Linked DNA regions of Homo sapiens: region 1 is linked to region 2. The links are chromatin loops, found by intact Hi-C in ENCODE. Cell type or tissue: HCT116. All regions are shown on one strand. Each heading gives the region's core, and the rest is flanking DNA. Links, peaks and the distances in the headings are about the cores only. Region 1 has its middle 17 kb from the start of NANOG. Region 2 has its middle 30 kb from the start of PEX5.

Region 1 (10,391 bases), core at 1,528-9,527, 590 kb after region 2:
ATAGCTTTGCAATAACCCCAGAAAGTTACATAGTTTGATGTGGAATGAACTCCCCTCTTCCTTCGAGTCTGATGTCTTATCAGACACCATATGTGAGAACTTGGGAGTGAACTCAAGCTTCCCTCAAGAATGTTAACATCAAATTCGATCAGATCCAACCCCAAAGGTGGGTGTTTTGACCTCAACTACTGAACTTCAAAAATACATATAAACTCAAGAGTTTGACAGACACTTTGAGAGCTTAGGCAGTAGCAGGGTTAAACTTTGTTGATCGTTTCTCAGAAAATCAAGAGTGCATGCTATAGGCGGGGTGTGGCAGCTCGCACCTGTAATCCCAACACTTTGGGAAGCTGAGACAGGTGGATTGCTTGAGCCCAGGAGTTTGAGACCAGCCTGGGCAGCATAGTGAGACCCCAGCTCTAGAAAAAATACAAAAAAAAAAAAAAGTAGCCAGTTATGCTCGTGCACACCTGTAGTTCTAGCTACTTTGGAGGCTGAGGCAGGGTGATCCCTTGAGCCCATGATTTTGAGACTGCAGTGAGCCTGTGTGACAGATGAAGACTCTTGTTTGTTTGTTTTTTGTTCTTTTGTTTTTGTTTTCTTAATGAGTGTGCTCTCTAATATGCTGCACTCTGCACTCAAGCCCTCTTCTAGCTTCTGAGAGCTCAGGCTACAATAGGAAGATACTCTGTTAGCCTTGAAGCTAATCTTTATTTTTCTTTATTTTATTTTATTTTTTGAGACAGAGTCTCGCTGTGTCACCCAGGCTGGAGTGCAGTGGCGCAATCTCGGCTCACTGCAACCTCTGCCTCCCAGGTTCAAGCAATTCTGCCTCAGACTCCCAAGTAGCTGGGACTACAGGCACACGCCACCATGCCTGGCTAATTTTTGTATTTTCAGTAGAGGCAGGGTTTCACCGTGTTGGTCAGGCTGGTCTCCAACTCCTGATTTCGTGATCTGCCTGCCTCAGCCTCCCAAAGTGCTGGGATTGCAGGAATGAGCCACCATGCCCAGCTTTTTTTTTTTTTTTTTTGAGATGGACTCTTTTTCTGTCTCTCAGGCTGGAGTGTAGTGGCTCACTGCAACCTCTGCCTCCTGGGTTCAAGCAATTCTACCTCAGCCTCCCGAGTAGCTGGGATTACAGGTATGTGCCACCACACCCAGCTAATTTTTGTATTTTTAGTAGAGATGGGGTCTCAAAAAAAAAAAGGGAGAAAGGATGGTAGCATAAGACGGTATACTAGAGAAACACTAAAATAGGATAGGCAAAATATGAGCCTTTAAAAGCTTTAAGGAGTAACATACTTAGATTTGCATTTTAGATTGTTCTCCCTGTACTACGGGAAGGTATTGGAAGGGAGCAAGACCAGAGATTAGTCTATTTTAATGATTATGCCTATTTATAAGGGCCTAGATTAGGATTCATTGGGAAACAGTGTGTTACATATGACAGAAGTAAGGAGATGATCAAAGAATGATTTCATAGCCGGATGTGGTGGCTCATGTCTGTAATCCTAGAACTTTGGGAGGTCAAGGTGGGTGGATCACTTGAGGTCAGGGAGTCCAGGACCAACCTGGCCTATGTGGTGAAACCCCTTCTCTACTAAAAACACAAAAAAATTAGCTGGGCATGGTGGCGGGCGCCTGTAATCCCAGCTGGCTTCAAGCAATCCACCTGCCTTGGCCTCCCAAAGTTTTGAGATTACAGACATAAGCCACTGTTCCTGGCTCAAGTATACCACCCTAATCAAAATTATTTTTGGAGTTTTTTTTTCCTTCTTCAACAGTTATGTTAGAGATTATGGATTTTTTTGTTTGCTTTTGTTTGTTTGTTTGTTTTGCGACGGAGTCTGGCTCTGTTGCCCAGGCTGGAGTGCAGTGGCGTGATCTCTGCTCACTGCAACCTCCACCTTCCAGGTTCAAGTGATTCTCCTGCCTCAGCCTCCTGAGTAGCTGGAATTATAGGCATGCACCACCACACCTGGCTAATTTTTTGTATTTTTAGTAGAGACGGGGTTTCACCATGTTAGCCAGGATGGTCTCAATCTCCTGACCTCGTGATCTGCCCGCCTCGGCCTCCCAAAGTGCTGGGATTACAGGCGTGAGCCACTGGCCCGGCTTTTTTTTCTTTTTAGATGGAGTCTCGCTCCTGTCTGGAAGGCTGGAGTGCAGTGGTGTAATCTCGGCTCACTGCAACCTCTGTCTCCCAGGTTCAAGTGATTCTCCTGCCTTAGCCTCCCAAGTAGCTGGGATTACAGGTGCCCGCCACCACGCCCAGCTAATTTTGTTTTTGTTGTTGTTTTTGTGCAATTGGTTGTCAGCCCATTTTACACATTCTTCTAGAATTGGCCATTTCTCCAAGAAGCATTAGTTACTTTTAGCAAGGAATAATATTTAGAGATCAGAACTGATCGCTGGTATTGCTATAATTAAGGGTAGTTGCAGATATTGACTTTATGTGCAGACAATTGAAAATCCAGAAAAATCTCAGAAGTCTTTCTGTGACTTCTCCTCACATATTATCCAAAATTGACATAAGCCCATGATTAAACTAACAATTTGGCAAAGCGAATGAGATCATTACAATTTGCCTCCCACCGCTGGGTATAGTGGCATACATCTGTTATCCCAGTATTTTGGGGGCCGAGGCTGAAGGAACACTTGAGGCCAGGAGTTTGACACCAGCCTGGTCAACATAGTAAAACTCCATGTCTACAGAAAAATTTAAAAACTTAGCCAGGTGTGATGGTGCGTGCCTTTGGTCCTAGCCAGTCAGGAGGCTGAAGCTAGAGGATTGCCTGAGCTCAGGAGTTTGAGGCTGCAATGAGCTATGACCGCACCACTGCACTCCAGCCTGGGTGACAGAGGGAGACCCTGTCTCTAAAAAAATAGTAATAAAATAAAATAAAAAGATTTACCTCCTAACTAAAAGACATGGCCTTCAGAAGAAGTTAAGATAATTGTATGTGAATGGAAAACGAATAGTTTCTGCTACAGCAACCAGTGTATATCTGCTCTAGTACAGCTACAACTAAATCAATTTTACAAGGTAGAGAGTCCAGGAAGACTACCAAATATATATAGAAACTGCATATTTGATTAAGAATTCTAGTTTAGATCACTATATTATTAGTTAGAAAAACAGGCCGGGAGCAGTGGCTCACGCCTGTAATCCCAGCACTTTGGGAGGCTAAGCTGGGCAGATCGCGAGGTCAGGAGTTCAAGACCAGCCTGGCCAACATGGCGAAACCCTGTCTCTATTAAAAATACAAAAAGTAGCCGGGCGTGGTGGTGGGCACCTGTAATCCCAGCTACTTGGGAGGCTGAGGCAGGAGAATCGCTTCAATCCAGGAGGTGGAGGTTGTAGTGAGCAGAAACCAAGCCACTACACTCACTCCAGCCTAGATGACAAGAGCAAGGTTCTGTCTCAAAAAAAAAAAAAAAAAAAAAGAAAAACAAGGCACAAAACCATATGAATGATTTATTCTATTTGAATTAAAAAATATAAGTCACATAGATACAAACATTTTCTGGGAGGATAAAAACATACGCCCAAAATTTACATTTCAGATGAATAGATAAATAATAAATTATTTAGGAAATAAAAGTAACAATTCTCAGTTTGGGGGAAAGTTGATAGAGTCCTGCTTCATTCTAGGTTACATGAAAGCTGGGTGCCATGGCTCACACCTGTAGTCCCAGCAATTTGAGAGGCTGAGGTGGGAAGATCACTTGAGCCCGGGAGTTCTAGACAAGGCTGGGCAACATAGCAAATTCCCATCTCTACAAAAAATAAAACAAATTAGCTGGACACAGTGGTGCTTGCCTGTAGTCCCAGCTGCTTGGGAAGCTGAGGAGGGAGAATCAATTGAGCCTGATGGTTGAGGCTGCAGCGAGCTGTGATTGTGCCACTGCACTCCAGCCTGAGCGACAGAGAAAGACGCTGTCTCAAAAAACAAACAATCAAAAAACAATAGGCCGTGAGAGGTTGCTCACACCTGTAGTCCCAGCATTTTGGGAGGCCTAGGCGGGTGGATCACTTGAGGCCAGAAGTTCAAGACCAGCCTGGCCAACATGGCAAAATCCAATCTCTACAAAAAAATACAAACATTAGCCGGGCGTGGTGGTGCATGCCTGTGGTCTCAGCTATTCGGGAAGCTGAGTCAGAAGAATCACTTGATTGAACCCAGGAGGCAGAGGCTGCAATCAGCCTAGATCATGCCACTGCATTCCAGCCAGGGAGATAGGTGTGAAACTCTGTTTCAAAAAAAAGAAAAAAGAAAAGAAAATACACACATTAAAATCTCAGCTCCACCATTATGACCTTGGGCAAATTATTTTGCAGGCTTTTAGGTCTTCCCTTTTGTGTAAATAGAAATAATACTTGAAGTGATTTCTGTCATCTAATATGTATTTTGTCTAGCTCATAGAACATATACAATTAATGTCAGTTACCTGCATGGCAATGTAAAATGTGATCATCCTTTGATACACCCCCTAGGACTGTATGCCAAGGCATTAATCAAACAACCACATAAAGATACTCATTACAGCACTGTTGGTAATAGCTAAACAATTTTTTATTTTTATTTTTATTTATTTATTATTTTTGAGGCGAAGTCTCAATCTGTCACCAGGCTGGAGTGCAGTGGCACGATCTCGGCTCACTGCAACCTCCACCTCCCGGGCTCAAGCAATTCTGCCTCAGCTTCGTGAGTAGCTGGGACTACAGTTGCGCACCACCAAAGCCAGCTAATTTTTGTATTTTTAGTAGAGACGGGGTTTCACTGTGTTGGCCAGGATGGTCTCGATCTCTTGACCTGGTGATTTGCCCACCTCGGCCTCCCAAAGTGCTGGAATTATAGGTGTGAGCCACTGCGCCCGGCCAAAAATATTTTTTTAAATCTAAATGTATATCAATAGGACTTTCCTTAAATGTGTTATGATATATTGGAGTACTTATGTAGCCATAAAAAACAAAAAAGATGGCCAAGTGCAGTGGTTCATGCCTGTCATCCCAGCACTTTGGGAGTCTGAGTCTGGTGGATCACAAAGTCAGGAGTTTGAGACCAGCCTGACCAACATGGCAAAACCCCGTCTCTACTAAAAATACAAAAATAAGCTCGGCATGCTGGCCGAGTGCCTGTATCTCAGCTACTTGGCAGGCTGAGGCAGGAAAATTGCTTGAACCCGGGAGACGGAGGTTGCAGTGAGCTGAGATTGAGCCACTGCACTCCAGTCTGGGCAACAGAGTGAGACCCTGTCTCAAAACAAAACAAAACAAAAACAAAAAGGATGAAGCAGATTTAAATGTATGGGAAAATTCCATTATTAAGGTAAAAGAGCAGATTCGTTTATAGGTTGTGATCCCATTCATGTCATATATGGAGATAAATTAAGTGTGGAAAGATAGATACAGATATAGAAATAAAAGTAATAGTTATCTCTAGGAAATAAAATTAGGAGGCATTTTTTGCTTTTCCTCTATTTTTAGAACATATCTGACAAAAATAATAGATAAATCTATTTGGAAAGCATAAGAGTAGCCTCTATGGAACTAAATAATTGCTAGTAAAAGTAACATTTCCGTGAACATTTTTGAAATATGAAAATAACTCAAGTACTTGTACTGATACCTTTAGGACATGCTAGAATACTGGAACTCTTGCTTTTGAAACACAGATTAGACTGTCCCTCTTTGGGCAAAGCCATTAAGTCAATGTTAAGCTCACTGAGAGAGTCACACCCCCCTCTAGTGGTCTACCGTGGCACTGGGCTCACCAATCTCCCAACTGTTTTACAATGATAGGGAACTTTCCTTAACCATCACATGTTCAGGGACAAGGGAATGGATGCCCAGACATATTCTTCAATTACATGTGGTTCAAGATAGAAATCAATTGAGAATGATGGATCAGATATACTCAGATGTACTTGATGAAGTAGAAGTTCCTCTAAATGGAATAAACTGGAGGCCCTAGGGAAAAAAAAATGGATTGAAAACCTTAGCAGAATAAGTGACACTGCTTTTACAAGTGATTCATAGTGGTTATAAACTAAGCCAGCAGGCAGACATGGAAATGTTCTTGGAAGAGTGTGTTTAGATATTGTAATGAAGATACAAATTTGCTGAGGACATTGGAAAAAAGAAATCTGTTGCTGTGGAGTTTAACTAAAAGTGTATCAGTCTCTTTCATCTTTTTTTTTTTTTTTTTGAGACAGAGTCTTGCTCAGTCGCTGAGGCTGGAGTGCAATGGTGTGATCTTGGCTCACTGCAACCTCCGTCTCCCGGGTTCAAGCGATTCTCCTGCCTCAGCCTCCTGAGTAGCTGGGAAGTAGCTGGGATTATAGGCGCCGCCACCATGCCCAGCTAATTTTTAATTTTTGTATTTTTTAGTAGAGACGGGGTTTCACCATGTTGGCCAGGATGGTCTCAATCTCCTGACCTCGTGATCCGCCCACCTCGCCCTCCCAGAGTGCTGGGATTACAGGCGTGAGCCACTGTGCCCGGCCTCTCTTTCTCTTTTGTCACCTATTTAGCTTTAGAAAATTGGGTAGCAAGCCCGCAGGTGTGTATGAACAGGGCCACGGTTGAACAAAGACTAACAGAAGGCAAGCTGAACAGAGTGTCGGAGTCATAGGATTGGCTTCAGCTTCCCTCACAGTTTATAAGAGATCCTTGTGGAGATTCATGGTCAAGATCATGCGTTAGCTGAGGAAAATTCAGAGTTTATTAGAATCAGAACATCTAGCACAGCTACAGTATGGGACAGGTGCGGGACATCCAGCAACATGGCACCAGGGAGGTAGGCTCCTGGGATCTACTGCCAGTCTTTAGGAGTAGTTCACAGCCCAACACTTGTGGGGGATGACGTGAGCTAGTCATTTTGGATTGAAAGCTTGATGTTGCAAATATTATGTTGTAGAAACTCTGGATTCTCTTGTGTTCTTCTGGGCATTTTGTATTTTTGTTCTAGTAGGCAAAAACGTTATCTTCCCAGCAACGAGCAACAGCTGATCTCTCTATCCTGCTCTAGGGTCTTCATCTGCTGCTTTTTGGCCTGGAGACACCTGTGCTTGCAAAATTCGCTGGTCAGTCAGGAATTTGGGCAGAAAATATGATCAGACTTTTAGGAATGACTTTCTCTATGGTTTTTTTTCCCCCCTTTTTAGTTGTTTTTGGTAGGATTCACTCCTATTTTTTTTTTTTTTTTTTTGAGACGGAGTCTCGCTCTGTCGCCTAGGCTGGAGTGCAGTGCCATGATCTCGGCTCACTGGAAGCTCTGCCTCCTGGGTTCATGCCATTCTCCTGCCTCAGCCTCCCAAGTAGCTGGGACTACAGGCGTCCGCCACCACACCCGGCTAAAATTTTTTTGTATTTTTTAGTAGAGATGGGGTTTCACCGTGCTAGCCAGGATGGTCTTGATCTCTTGACCTCACCATCCACCTGCCTCGGCCTCCCAAAGTGCTGGGATTACAGGTGTGAGCCACCGTGCCCAGCCAATTCACTCCTAATTTCAAACTGCTCTGTTGGTTTTGGGCACTTCCAGCCATAAAATTTCAGCTTTCTGCACACGGCCCTGGGTTCATTCCCCAGCACCATCACCAAAAAAAAAAAAAAAAAAAAAAAAATAGATTTCAGTTTTCTGTCACCTGAGCTGTGGAGGAATGAGGAATACATTCATTTTTTTTAATCTTTTTTTTTTTTTTTTTTTTGAGACAGAGTCTTGATCTGTCGCCCAGGCTGGAGTGCAGTGGCGTGATCTTGGCTCACTGCAAGCTCTGTCTCCTGGGTTCCTGCCATTCTCCTGCCACAGCCTCCCAAGTAGCTGGGACTACAGGCACCCGCCATCACGCCCGGCTAATTTTTTTTGTATTTTTAGTAGAGACGGGGTCTCACCGTGTTAGTCAGGATGGTCTTGATCTCCTGACCTTGTGTTCTGCCCGCCTCGGCCTCCCAAAGTGCTGGGATTACAGGCGTGAGCCACCGCGCCTGGTCAATCATTTTATTTTTAACATTACTTATTTTTATTTTTTACTTTTTTTCAGTTTACATTTACATGAGCATTTATTTTTTATTTTTTATTTTTTATTTTTTTTTGAGACAGTGTCTGGCTGTGTCACCCAGGCTGGAGTGCAGTGGATCGATCATAGCTCACCTCAGCCTCGAACTCCTGAGCTCAAGTGATCCCCCTGCCTCAGCCTCTCCAGTGGCTAGAATTTCAGATATGCACCACCACACCTGGCTAATTGTTTTTATGAAATAAAATTTTTTTAAATTTATTTTTGTAGAGACTGGGGTCTTGTTACATTGTCCAGGCTGTCCTTGAACACCTGGCCTCAAGCTATTGTTCTGCCCTGGCCTTCCAAAGAGCTGGGATTATAGGCATGAGCTACATGGGCCGGTCCAAACTTAGTGTACTCTTTTTTTGTCTTCTCCCAGGCTGGAGTACAGTGGTGCTATCATGGTTCACTGCAGCCTCCAACTCCTGGGTTCAAGCAGTCCTCCCACCTCAGCCTCCCGAGTAGCTGGGATTATAGGTGTGCACCACCATGCCCAGCTAATTTTTTTTTTTGAGATGGAGTCTCCCAACTGTTGCCCAGACTGGAGTGCAATGGTGCGATCTCGGCTCAAAGCAACCTCCGCCTCCCAGGTTCAAGCGATTCTCCTGTCTCGGCCTCCCAAGTAGCTGGGATTACAGGCACATGCCACCGCACTCTGCTAATTTTTGTGTTTTTAGTAGAGATGAGGTTTTTCCATGTGAGCCAGGCTGCTCTAGAACTCCTGGGCACAAGTGATCCGTCCACCTTGGCCTCTCAAAATGCTGGGATTACAGGCGTGAGCCACTGCCCCTGGCCTGACTGTAGGATTTATCAGGCTTTACCCTGTCTAAGTTTATGGGTTTCTGCTCCTACCAGGAAGGTCCTACTCTTTCCCTGCTTTTCTCAGTGTTCCTACCTTTCAATAATAAAAAAACAATTGGCCGGGCGCGGTGGCTCACGCCTGTAATCCCAGCACTTTGGGAGGCCGAGGTGGGCGGATCAGTTGAGCTCAGGTGTTCAAGACCAGCCTGGCCAACATGGTGAAACCCCGTCTCTACAATACTACAAAAATAGCCAGGCATGACAGTGTGTGCCTGTACTCCCAGCTACTGGGGAGGCTGAGGCGGGAGAATTACTTGATCCCTGAAGACTAAGGTTGCAGTGAGCCGAGATCACACCATTGCACTGCAGCCTGGGCAACTGAGAAAGACTCCATCTCAAATAAATAAATAGTTAATTAATTAAAAAAACAATTGTAATGTGAAAGGCTTGGTCGCTCGAATCTGAAGTCCAAGCTAGTCAGGAGGCTGAAGCCGGACAGTTGCTTGAGCCCAGGAGAATAGCCCGGGCAATACAGTGATATCCTGTTCCCCTCCTCCGATAAAAAACAATTATAATCCTTGGGAAGACAAATTTTAGTATAATATACTTTTTTTGTTTTTTGAGATAGGGACTCTGTCACTCAGGCTGGAGTGCAGTGGTGCGATCTTGGCTCATTGCAGACTCAATCGCCTGGACTCAGGTGATTCTCCCACCTCAACCTCCCAAGTAGCTGGGACTACAGGCATGTGCCACCATGCCCGGCTTGTTTTCTTTTGTTTTTTGAGATGGACTCTCCCTCTGTCGCCCAGGCTGGAGTGCAGTGGCACGATCTCGGCTCACTGCAAGCTCCGCCTCCCGGGTTCACTCCATTCTCCTGCCTCAGCCTCCTGAGTAGCTGGGACTACAGGCGCCCGCCGCATGCCCCACTAATTTTTTTTTTGTATTTTTAGTAGAGACGGGGTTTCACCGTGTTAGCCAGGATGGTCTCGATCTCCTGACCTTGTGATCCGCCCGCCTCAGCCTCCCAAATTGCTGGGATTACAGGTGTGAGCCACTGCGCCCGGCCGAAGGATTTTAAGTAGGATAGTGATATACAGTCCGACTTCTGTATCTGCAGATGCAAAGAACTACAGATGGAAAATATTTGGGAAAAAAGACAATACAACTATAAAAAACAATACAGTTTAACAATTATTTACATTGTATTAGGTATTAAAAGTAATCTAGAGATGATTTAAAGTGCATGAGATGATGTGCATAGATTATTTGCATTTAAATCATCACAATAATAATTATATGCATTTTTTTTTGAGACCAAGTCTTGCTCTGTCACCAGGCTGGAGTGCAGTGGCGTGATCTCAGCTCACTGCAAACTCCGCCTCCCAGGTTCAAAGGATTCTCCTGCCTCAGCCTCCTGAGTAACTGGGACTACAGGTGCATGCCACCACACCCAGCTAAGTTTTGTATTTTTAGTAGAGATGGGGTTTCACCATGTTGGCCAAGATGGTCTGGATCTCTTGACCTCG
Region 2 (10,391 bases), core at 775-8,774:
AGTTCAACCATTGTGGAAGTCAGTGTGGTGATTCCTCAGGGATCTAGAACTAGAAATACCATTTGACCCAGCCATCCCATTACTGGGTATATTCCCAAAGGACTACAAATCATGCTGCTATAAAGACGCACACGTATGTTTATTGCGGCACTATTCACAATAGCAAAGACTTGGAACCAACCCAAATGTCCAACAACGATAGACTGGATTAAGAAAATGTGGCACATATACACCATGGAATACTATGCAGCCGTAAAAAATGATGAGTTCATGTCCTTTGTAGGGACATGGATGAAATTGGAAATCATTCTCAGTAAACTATCACAAGAACAAAAAACCAAACACTGCATGTTCTCACTCATAGGTGGGAATTGAACAATAAGAACACATGGACACAGGAAGGGGAACATCACACTCTGGGGACTGTTGTGGGGTGGGGGGAGGGGGGAGGGATAGCATTAGGAGATATACCTAATGCTAAATGACGAGTTAATGGGTGCAGCACACCAGCATGGCACATGTATACATATGTAACTAACCTGCACATTGTGCACATGTACCCTAAAACTTAAAGTATAATAATAATAAAATAAAAAAAGAATTATTCTCTTAAAAAATTGTGAATGTTACATTATTCATGTTTTTACATTAAAAACATGAATAGATGTTGAAACTAATTTCTTTGGAAATCTTCGGATATAGACTATTACCTATTAATATAATACTGATAATGATATCAGTATTATATTAGTCAAAAGTTCTAAATTCATCTTGGGATTTTAGAAATTATATTGAAGCTAGCATCAATGAGCAATACAATTATTGTTGATAACCCAAATTTATCAGAGACGTGGCATCTTAAAATTTTACTCAGATTATGCATTTGGGTGACTTTGTAGTCCGCAAAATTTGCAGTCACTAAGGCTAAGGTTAAGAAAACTATTTTATAAATGGACAAAGGACATGAACAGACACTTTTCAAAATAAGACATTCATTTGGTCAACAAATAAATGAAAAAATGCTCAACATTACTAATGAAATGCAAATCAAAACCACAATGAGATACCATCTCACACCAGTCAGAATGACTATTATTAAAAAGTCAAAAAAGTAACATGTTAGTGAGGTTGCAGAGAGAAGGGGACTTATACTCTGTTGGTGGGAGTGTAAATCAGTTCAGCCACTGTGGGAAGCAGTTTGGAAATTTCTCAAAGAACTTAGAACTACCATTTGACCAAGTAGTCCCATTACAGAGTATATACCCAAAGGAGAATAAATCACTACCCAAAAGACACATGCACTCATATGTTCATTGCAGCAGTATTCATGATAGCAACGACGTGGAATCAACCTGGATGCCCATCAATGGTGGACTGGATAAAGCAAATGTGATACATATGCAATATAGAATACTATGCATCCGCGAAAAAGAACAAAATCACGACCTTCGCAGCAGCATGGTTGCCGCTGGAGGCCATTATCCTAAGCAAATTAACACGGGAACAGAAAACCAAATACCACAGATTCTCACTTATAAGTGACAGCTAAACATTTAGTACACATGAACATAAAGATAGGAACGGCAGACACTGCAGACTACCAGAGAGGTGGAGGGGGATGAAGGTTGAAAAACTGTTGGGTACTATGCTCACTCTTCTGGGTGACGGGATCATTTGTACACCAAACCTCAGCGACATGCAGTTTATCCATGTAACAAACCTGCATGTGTACTTCAGAACCTGGAATAAAAGTCAAAAACAAAACAAAAGCCATTTTACAAAGACGCGATTTAAATTATTTGTAATCAATTTAAATATATTAATTAAATTAAAAAAAAATTTTTTTTTGAGATGGAGTTTCACTCTTGTTGCCCAGGCTGGAGTGCAATGGCACGATCTCGGCTCACTGCAACCTCTGCCTCCCCGGTTCAAGCGATTCTCCTGCCTCAGCCTCCCGAGTAGCTGCTATTACAGGCGCCTGCCACCATGCCAGGCTAATTTTTGTATTTTTAGTAGAGACAAGGTTTCACCACATTGGCCAGGCTGGTCTTGAACTCCTGACGTCAGGTGATCCACCCGCCTTAGCTTCCCAAAGTGCTGGGATTACAGGCGTGAGCCACCGTGCCCGGCCCAAATTCCTTAAACACTCACACCCATATATACATTACCTACTCTTAAATAATGACAAAGGTAATAACAACTTACTTTATCTCCAGGGCAAGTGTAAGTGATTTAAATTTCATTTAATCTAGTATTTTAGAAAGGAAAATCCAAACTCTTGCATAAGCTGTAATACCATGTTTGCATTTTTATTTTACACTGTGGGAAAAATGGGAGAGAATATTTATATAGAACTATTGTATGTCCAAAGTTCACAAATTGATTTACTTTGGAGTAAAATTGAATTATCATATTTATTTTACGATCATAACTTCTATTTTTTGTTTTTAAGATCTTAGGACAAAAAGGTTTGTAAATAAAATATCTTTCAATCTGTAACTATATATTTGAATGAAATTTAGACCCAGAACCTGGAATAAAAGTCAAAAACAAAACAACTTTTAGAAACTTAGACCCAAAACTTTTTGTATTATTTTTATTTTCTCTTTAGTCTTTACGTGACTATTAATCACTAGCCTATTGCCCATTTGTATTTCTTTTGTATTTTTTCTTGTAACACAGCAGGGACCCTGAAGTCATTAAACCAAAGTAAGATTTCCTTTATTTCCATCCAACAACTTTTTAAAGGAGATAAAGTGTTTGTGTTAGAGAATAGGAATGTTTAATCTTTTGTTAATAAATTATTACTTTATTCACACTAATTCATACGTGTTTATTTTTTTTCTTCACATCAATGTAGTAGTTACTTTTAACCATGACTTTATAATTCAAAGTAATCCAGTGTTTCATTTGAAAAAACCTTTCCCAAGTAGAAAACCTTCATTTTAAGATTTAGTTCTATGAACTATCAGCCCATGGGGAATATTAACATATTTAGTAGATTTGGGCAAATTAAGGTGGTGACAATTAAGAATGTGTTCTCATTTTCCAAGTAGGAAAGTTTTTCGTAAAGGGCAAGTGCATTTAAAGCATTCAGAGTTTGGTTTGGGATTTACCTTTTCTTGGGAAGTATATTAGTTATATCTTGCTGCATAAAAACCACTCCAAAATTTAGTGGCTTAAAACAACAATAATTAATTATCTCTGACTATTCTGTGGATTGGCAATCTGGGCGCTTCTTCGCTGTACTCACCGGGGAACATTCATGGGGCCACCTGCCGTCATTTGATGCCTCAACTAGGGCTGGGATGTTCCAAGGTGGAGGAGAATTCCTCAGTAGGTGAGACGGCCTCGTTACAGCATGGTGGTCTCAGGGTGTCAAAATGACAGAGCAGGAACTGCAAAGCCTCTCAAAAGCAAGTCTCTGGATCTCACACAATCTCACTCCTGTCACCTTTCATTGGTCAAAACAAATTATTTATTTTACAAGGCTCTGCCTTTGGTCCCACAGGCAGGAGGTCAGACTGCTGCATCAGGGCAGGCATAACTGGGGCCGCCTGTCCCTGTGGAGAATGACCCTTGGTGGCCTGGGCTGGCTGCAGGGGCTTTGCAGCCTCCACCCATACACCCAAGCTGGAAATGACTTAGGGGGCCAACAGGGACACTATAGGCCCTGCTGCATAGCGAGTGTCCTGCATGTGCACCTGTACATTCCTCCCCTCCCTGAGTTGTACGGGCTGCACTGTGCCTTTACCCTAAGTCCCTTCACAGTCAGTCCCTGGCTGTTGTCCCTTTGTGGTGGTCAGCAAGAGACGTGCAGTTTCAGTTCCATGCAGAGTGGGATGGCAACTTCAGGGAGGGGAGTTAGTTAGTCTAACTAATATCAGTTAGACGTTATTTTACTTATAAGTTCAACCCTGAATCAAGGGTGTGAAGAAATAGACTCCATCTCTTGATGGGGAGATGGAGAGAGAAGAAATGACACACTGCAAAGAGATGTGGATACAGGGAGGTATGATTTATTGACGATTATTATGATAGTGACCTATCACCAGTAGCCTTTAAGAGTCCTTCCAGGATTCATATAGATGCTTAATGGTCTTTCTTATATCAACTAAAGTAGGAATTCATTGCAATTGAGACACTTTCTGGTCTTTAAATATAAGAATATTCTAGAGACGGGCAAACTATTCTAGGTCAAAGTTTCCTCAAGTGGAAACTGTACGACTGGGTTTTATTCAATTTACCCATTTGTTTTTCTTTAGAAATATACAGCCTCTGCAGACACTGCTTCTGAATGAACGGGCTGGAGTTTCCTTGGGATCCTGAACTCATATTGGATTCTCTACCTACCATCTTGGACAATTCATGTAGGAAAACAAATCCTCATTTGTTCAAACAATAGATGAAAATTATTAAAGTTTTGACACATATTAAATGGCGGCCTTGTGTTTCAAAGAAAAGGAAAGAGATAGTTGAATCAGGGTAAAACAACCCACTCACAACCTTAGGCTAAGACACTCACACAGCTTGTCTTCTAGCAAACTGCGTATTTAATCTGCTAAGGCAATGGGGACCTTGTCTTGAGATAGAACTGCCACTCAGGGTCATATCTTTTGTTCTCCTCTAAACTCTACTCTAGTTGAAGTTTTCTAACAATCTGGGAACCCTTATCCCCCAATCCCTGCAGAATGGCTTAATCTAACACGTCGTAAAGAAGGAAACTTCTTGTCTTAACTTGGTTTAAAAAATCTTTCTAACGACACAATTTTCAAAGGCTTCATCAGTTTAAAAAGATTATTGTGCTGACTCCATTAGCAATATCTGGCAGCCGCTACTAGGCAGCAAAACCTACCATGACTACCACTATTATATATTTGCAGTTCTCTTACTTTTTGGTGTTTTTTTGAAAAAAATTTTTTAATTTTTGTAGGTACATAGTAGGTATATATATTTATGGGCTACATGAGATATTTTGATACAGGAATGCAATATGTAATAAACACAGGGTAAATAGGGTATCCATTACCCAAGCATTTATCCTTTGTGTTACAGACACTCCAGTGATATTCTTTTAGTTATTTATAATGTATAATTAATTATTTTTGACTATAGTCACCATGTTGTGTTAGAGAATACTAGGTCTTATTCATTCTTTATAATTATTCTTTTGTACCCATTAACCATCCTCACTCCCCCCCACCCACCCCACTACCCTTCCTAGCCTCTGGTAACCATCCTTCTACTCTATCTCCGTGAGTTCAGTTGTTTTAATTTTTACTTCCCACAAATAAGTGAGAACATGTGACGTTTATCTTTCTTTGCCTGGTTAATTTCACTTAACATAATGACCTCCAGTTCCAACCATGTTGTTGCAAATGACAGGATCTCATTCTTCTTTATGGTGTTCTCAAAGCCAAAATATCTTCAATTGTTTGGACCATACTAGAAGCAGGCACAAAGTCAGACAGCCTTCAACATTCAAACAGAAATGGACACCAACACTCTTCTGGCCCGTATTTGGGCTCACTTAGGAAGTTAAAATGAGATCTATAATCTCAATGTTTTTGTTTGAATAGCTGACCTAACAGTGGAAGAAGACAACATGATAGGCATATGTGTTCCAGGTAAGAGAAAGAAAAAAGCATCAATCATAGGAGTCCAAACTATTTGGAATTGCCAACTCTGGCACTAAACAGCAGATGGCGCCAAAGGACCTTAGTAGCAACCAAGAGATTTGCTGCCATCTCTCTTTCTGCTTTCTCCTCCATCTACCCAAGATTGCTAGGCCTCAAGGTCTGGAGTTAAGAGCATAGGTTCAGGAGTCTGACTGCCCACCTTCACAGTACCACATTTGCTACTTGGGTGACCTTAGATGACTGACTTAACTTGGTTTTCCTCTTTGCAGAATAGGAATGTTAAGAAAAACCCTACCTCCCAGGGTTATTGGTAAGATTAGAATAATTATTACATATCATCATAAGGAATAGTTCCTGCCATATAAGTTTAAAAAATGTTAGCTATTACTCACTGAAACGCATTCCTTTCTATATTTTAACATCTTCAGTGGCATCTAATCTTGATGCATTGCCACCTCTCCTTTAATCCCCACCTAGGCTCCGTGGGGAACTTCCTATGACAAATTGACTAGGAAAAAAATTCAGGTCTGATTTACAGATGGTTCTGATGATATGCTGGTACCTCCTAAAAGTGGATGACCACGGCATTATAGAATTCCCCAAGGGTGATCCTGAAAGGCAGTTAGGAAGAAATATCTTCTTAATGGTCAGAACTTTGAGCAGTGCACTTAGCTGTCCATTTTACCTGGAAGGAGAAAGGCCAGAAGTTATGGATCTAAGCTGATTCACGGGTAGTGGCGGATGGTTTGGCTCTATGTTCAGGGACTTAGGGAGGACTGACTATGAATTAGAGAAGAAGCATGTAGATCAATCTTTTGTAAGGGCACAGGTGTGGAGATATTCGTGTTCCATGTGAATGCTCACTAAATGTCATCTGTTATAGAGGTGGTGCTCAAAAGTCATCTTGGCAAGATGACCTTTTTTGTGAATGGCAACCAGCTGCTTTCCCAAGCCACTTCAGTGCTGCTCATTGGACCAATGAACAGGGTGATGATATTAGATCTCTTCCATCATGGATAAGGACAAGATTATTTTCCTCACTAGAATAGATACTTACTTGATATGGATTTGTCTTTCTTGTGCATGACATTTCTGCTGCCACTATGATTCTTGGATGTATTGAATTCTTATCCACCATGATGGTATCCTATGTAATACTGCTTCTGTACTACGAATTCATTGTACAGCAAAAAACCCAGGCAATATGTTCATACCCATGTTATTCAACAATCTTACGTATATCATTTCATCACTCAGAAGTAACTGGCCTGATAGAATTATGAAATAGTTTGTTGACAACTCAATTATGGCATCAGCTGAGTGACAATGCCATGAGGGGTTAGGGTTCTGTCCTATAAGATGTAGTGTCTGATCAGAATCAGTGACCAATATATGGTAGTTTCTCTCCCATAGTCAGAAAATATAGGTCTAGGAACAAACGGGTGGAAGGAGAAGTGGCTTTCTTCATTGTTATCTATTATCCACACACAAAATGTGTGCTTTTTGTTCCTGCAACTTTGGAAACTTTGATTTAGATTCTTAGTTCTCAAGGGATGAATACGTCTACCAGGGTACATAATTATGATTCCATTGAACTGGAAGTTGAGACATCACCTGATTATTTTGGGCTTCTTGTTTATTCTGTTGTCTCTACAGCATCCTTCAAGATCAGCTCATGAGGACTCTCCTTTCACAGTGGTGAAAGGCTAATTAAGCTGTTTTCTCAAGCAAAACAACTCTTTTTACACCTCATCTCTATCCTTATGTCATGTAGACAGTGCTGCAGTTCTTTTTTTCATAGCAAATTTTTCTTCTTGTTTTACTTCTATGTGGTTTTAATTGAAAAGCAGCCAAATGATAAATACACATATAAACATCCTGCCTCCTCTGTTATGTCTGATTAAGACTTAGTAAGAGGCCTCAGGGTCTCCACCTGTTAGTATGTTGTGGTTTGTCTTGTGTATCTTTGGAGACAGGAGAGATGTGTGGCTTGTATACGTTTGTTGGAAATAAACTGCTTCTGTTTTTGAAAATTGGAATTTGCTTTATTTATTGCTGAAAACTTATGCCTTTGAAATGAAAATATAAATTGCCTAAGTAATGTTCTGAAAACCAATTCTTACATAAGATAATTTCTCTTAAATGTCTAGCACAGTGCCATTCAAGCATTCAATAAACATTAGTTGAGTATCGTTTAAGTTATAGACATTGGAAATACAGAGTCACTCCCCTCAAAATCTAGCCTAGAAGAGTAAGTGGCCAGAAATAAATAAGTTAACAATTTCAGGCACCAGAGTAGCAGTAGCTGTGAGGTAAAATGGGGGCATAAGGGAGGTAAGTAGATATAGGCTTTCCCCCAGTCTTGGGCCCTATCAGAGCCCCAGCAGATGCCTGTGGCCTGCAGAGGCCTTAGCATGCCCAGATGAGGAAGGATTCAATAAGGAAAGAAAGAATCTGTTTGCAGACTTGGAGTCTCACTCTTTTTGCCCAGGCTGGAGTGCAGTGGCTCAATCTCAGCTTGCTGCAAACTCTGCCTCCCAGGTTCAAGCAATTCTCCTGCCTCAGCCTCCCGAGTAGCTGGGATTGCAGGCGCACACTACCATGCCTGACTAATTTTTGTATTTGTAGTAGAGACGGGGTTTCACCATGTTGGCCAGGCTGGTCTCCAACTCCTGACCTCAAGTGATCCACCCACCTTGGCTTCCCAAAGTGCTGAGATTATAGGCGTGAACCACCACGCCCGGCCACAGGCAGGACTTCAAAGTGCACCGAAGCTGCATGTGTAGGACAGATCACCTGTGTGGGAGCATGTGGCTTTGAACTCTGAGTACCAGCCAGAGATGGACAATCTTGGATCAGATGCCCAAATTCTGTTCCTCCTCTGTCTTCTGGCTTAAAGATAGAACTGTGGTGTCATTAACCTTGGATTCAATTACCTTAAGAATCTCCACTCACAAGAGCTCAAATTGCTTTGGAGTTGTTAATTACACCAGCTTCTGAACAGAGGTGGATTAATTGTGAAGCTAATGAAGTTTAAGCTTCAGGACCTAAATTTCCCTGCACCAGCTACTTCCAAGGTTCTGGGAGGGGCCCTGACACTGTGTTTGCAAGGGCACATGCTTCTGTAAACTTTGCAAAAGTAAACTATTTTCAATGCAGTTAGTTAAGATGACTCTTTCCACTCCAACCCCCTCTCTGCCATACTTCTCCTTGAACTGGAGAGGGCTGAAGTAGGACCATGGAATTTCATATTGGTAATTTTGTATTCTTTTACTTATAGAGGGTTCCTCGAACTGCACAAACTTTAGTCTCCTCCCTGGATCCATCCCTGGTTCTGATCATGACTACGATTTCCCCCAAGTTGCCATTTAGATTGTATTAATATTAAAATGAGATAAAACAGTCCTTATTATTAAAAGAATGTATTGTCTTTTTTAAGAAAAGAAGCAATTCAGTGAAATTATTATTATTATTATTTTTGAGACAGAGTCTCACTCTCACCCAGGCTGGAGTGCAGTGGCGCGATCTCGACTCAACTGCAACCTCCACCGTGCCAGGCTCAAGCAATTCTCCTGCTTCAGCCCCCCAAGTAGCTGGGACTACAGGCACATGCCACCATGCCTGGCTAGTTTTTGTATTTGTGGTAGAGATGGGGTTTGCCATCTTGGCTAGGCTGGTCTTGAACTCCTGACCTCAGGTGATCCACCCTCCTCGGCCTCTCAGAATGCTGGGATTACAGGCTTGAGCCACTGTGCCAGGCCCAGTGAAATTATTTCTTACCCAAGAAGGCAATTAAAGGAGCCTGTGCATGGAGCACTAAATCTGGGGATCAGATTTGCCAAAAAAATCAAGAAGAAACTGAAGAGGTTTAAAATGCATATATTGCTTTTTCATTAGTATAGGAATGGTGGAAGAATAAAAATAAAATCAAAGATGATGGATTGATTCACCTGGAGGAAAGGAGAGATGATTAAGATTAAGGGTCATGGATCAGGGACAGAGGGGAAGAAATGGGAAGATGACTGTCAGTAGAGACAGACATAAAAAGAAAAAGGAGATGAATGCACGTAGGTCCAGCTGCTTTCAAAAAGAGTTTTAAATCTAGATGCCAGTAAATCAGAAATAAATTGTGACTGGAAGCCAACAAAGTCCAATAGAAGAAGCAAGGCGAGATCTAAGAGAGCTGCTTGGAATGAATATGAAGAAGGAAGCCTGGATCCAGGAAACTACTGAGAAGCACCTTAATGCAAAAGATTCCATCTTCTTTTCAAGTATTCTTTCTATATTATATTCATCAGAATGGGCTAGCTTATGCTGCTGGAACAAGTTAACCCCCAAATCTCCACAGCTCACACACACACCATTTATTTATCACCATGTTACAAACCTGCTGTGGTTGGTGGAGGACTTGGCTCCACATAGTAACTCAGGGACCCAGGTTGACCTGGGCTCCACCATCTTGTAGATGCACCATCTGGAACATGTAGTTGCTAGGGCAGCGGAAGAGAGAGACTGGAGCATCTTACTTGGACTTTTCACTGCCTCCACATGGAAGTGACACACATGACATCCATTCACACTTTATTGGCCAGAACTTGTCATTGGGGATTTGGAAAATAAATATTTAATGAGTATTCCTGTGTATGCTGCCTCCTATCTGAATCTTGATAGTGATGCTGTCAGTTTTTTCTTGCCTTGGAGAGGCTTCTGAGGTGTAGTTTCATGCAGAAATTGGATGCAGTCTGAGCCTCC

The links. Hi-C counts contacts between places; a loop is a spot of excess contacts. Peaks named below come from ENCODE experiments on the same cell type or tissue, not always from the same donor. Only the 100,000 strongest peaks of a DNase experiment are listed, where the experiment ranks them.
Region 1: it touches region 2 in a loop (5-fold over the local background); 16 of 110 quality-filtered maps call a loop at or near these places.

What each region holds. Positions count from the first base shown.
Region 1 is chr12:7,801,302-7,811,692 of GRCh38, forward strand. No RefSeq gene overlaps it. Among named protein-coding and RNA genes, the nearest start is that of NANOG, 17 kb to the left of the region's middle. RefSeq lists enhancers at 496-997, 3,492-4,013, 4,014-4,533, 6,500-6,999 and a silencer at 5,672-5,831. In HCT116, for the core only: a CTCF peak has its summit at 5,768 (motif pointing left); a DNase peak (open chromatin) is centred at 5,780.
Region 2 is chr12:7,214,137-7,224,527 of GRCh38, forward strand. It overlaps a transcript of PEX5 not described here. Among named protein-coding and RNA genes, the nearest start is that of PEX5, 30 kb to the left of the region's middle. In HCT116, for the core only: a CTCF peak has its summit at 5,686 (motif pointing right); a DNase peak (open chromatin) is centred at 5,725.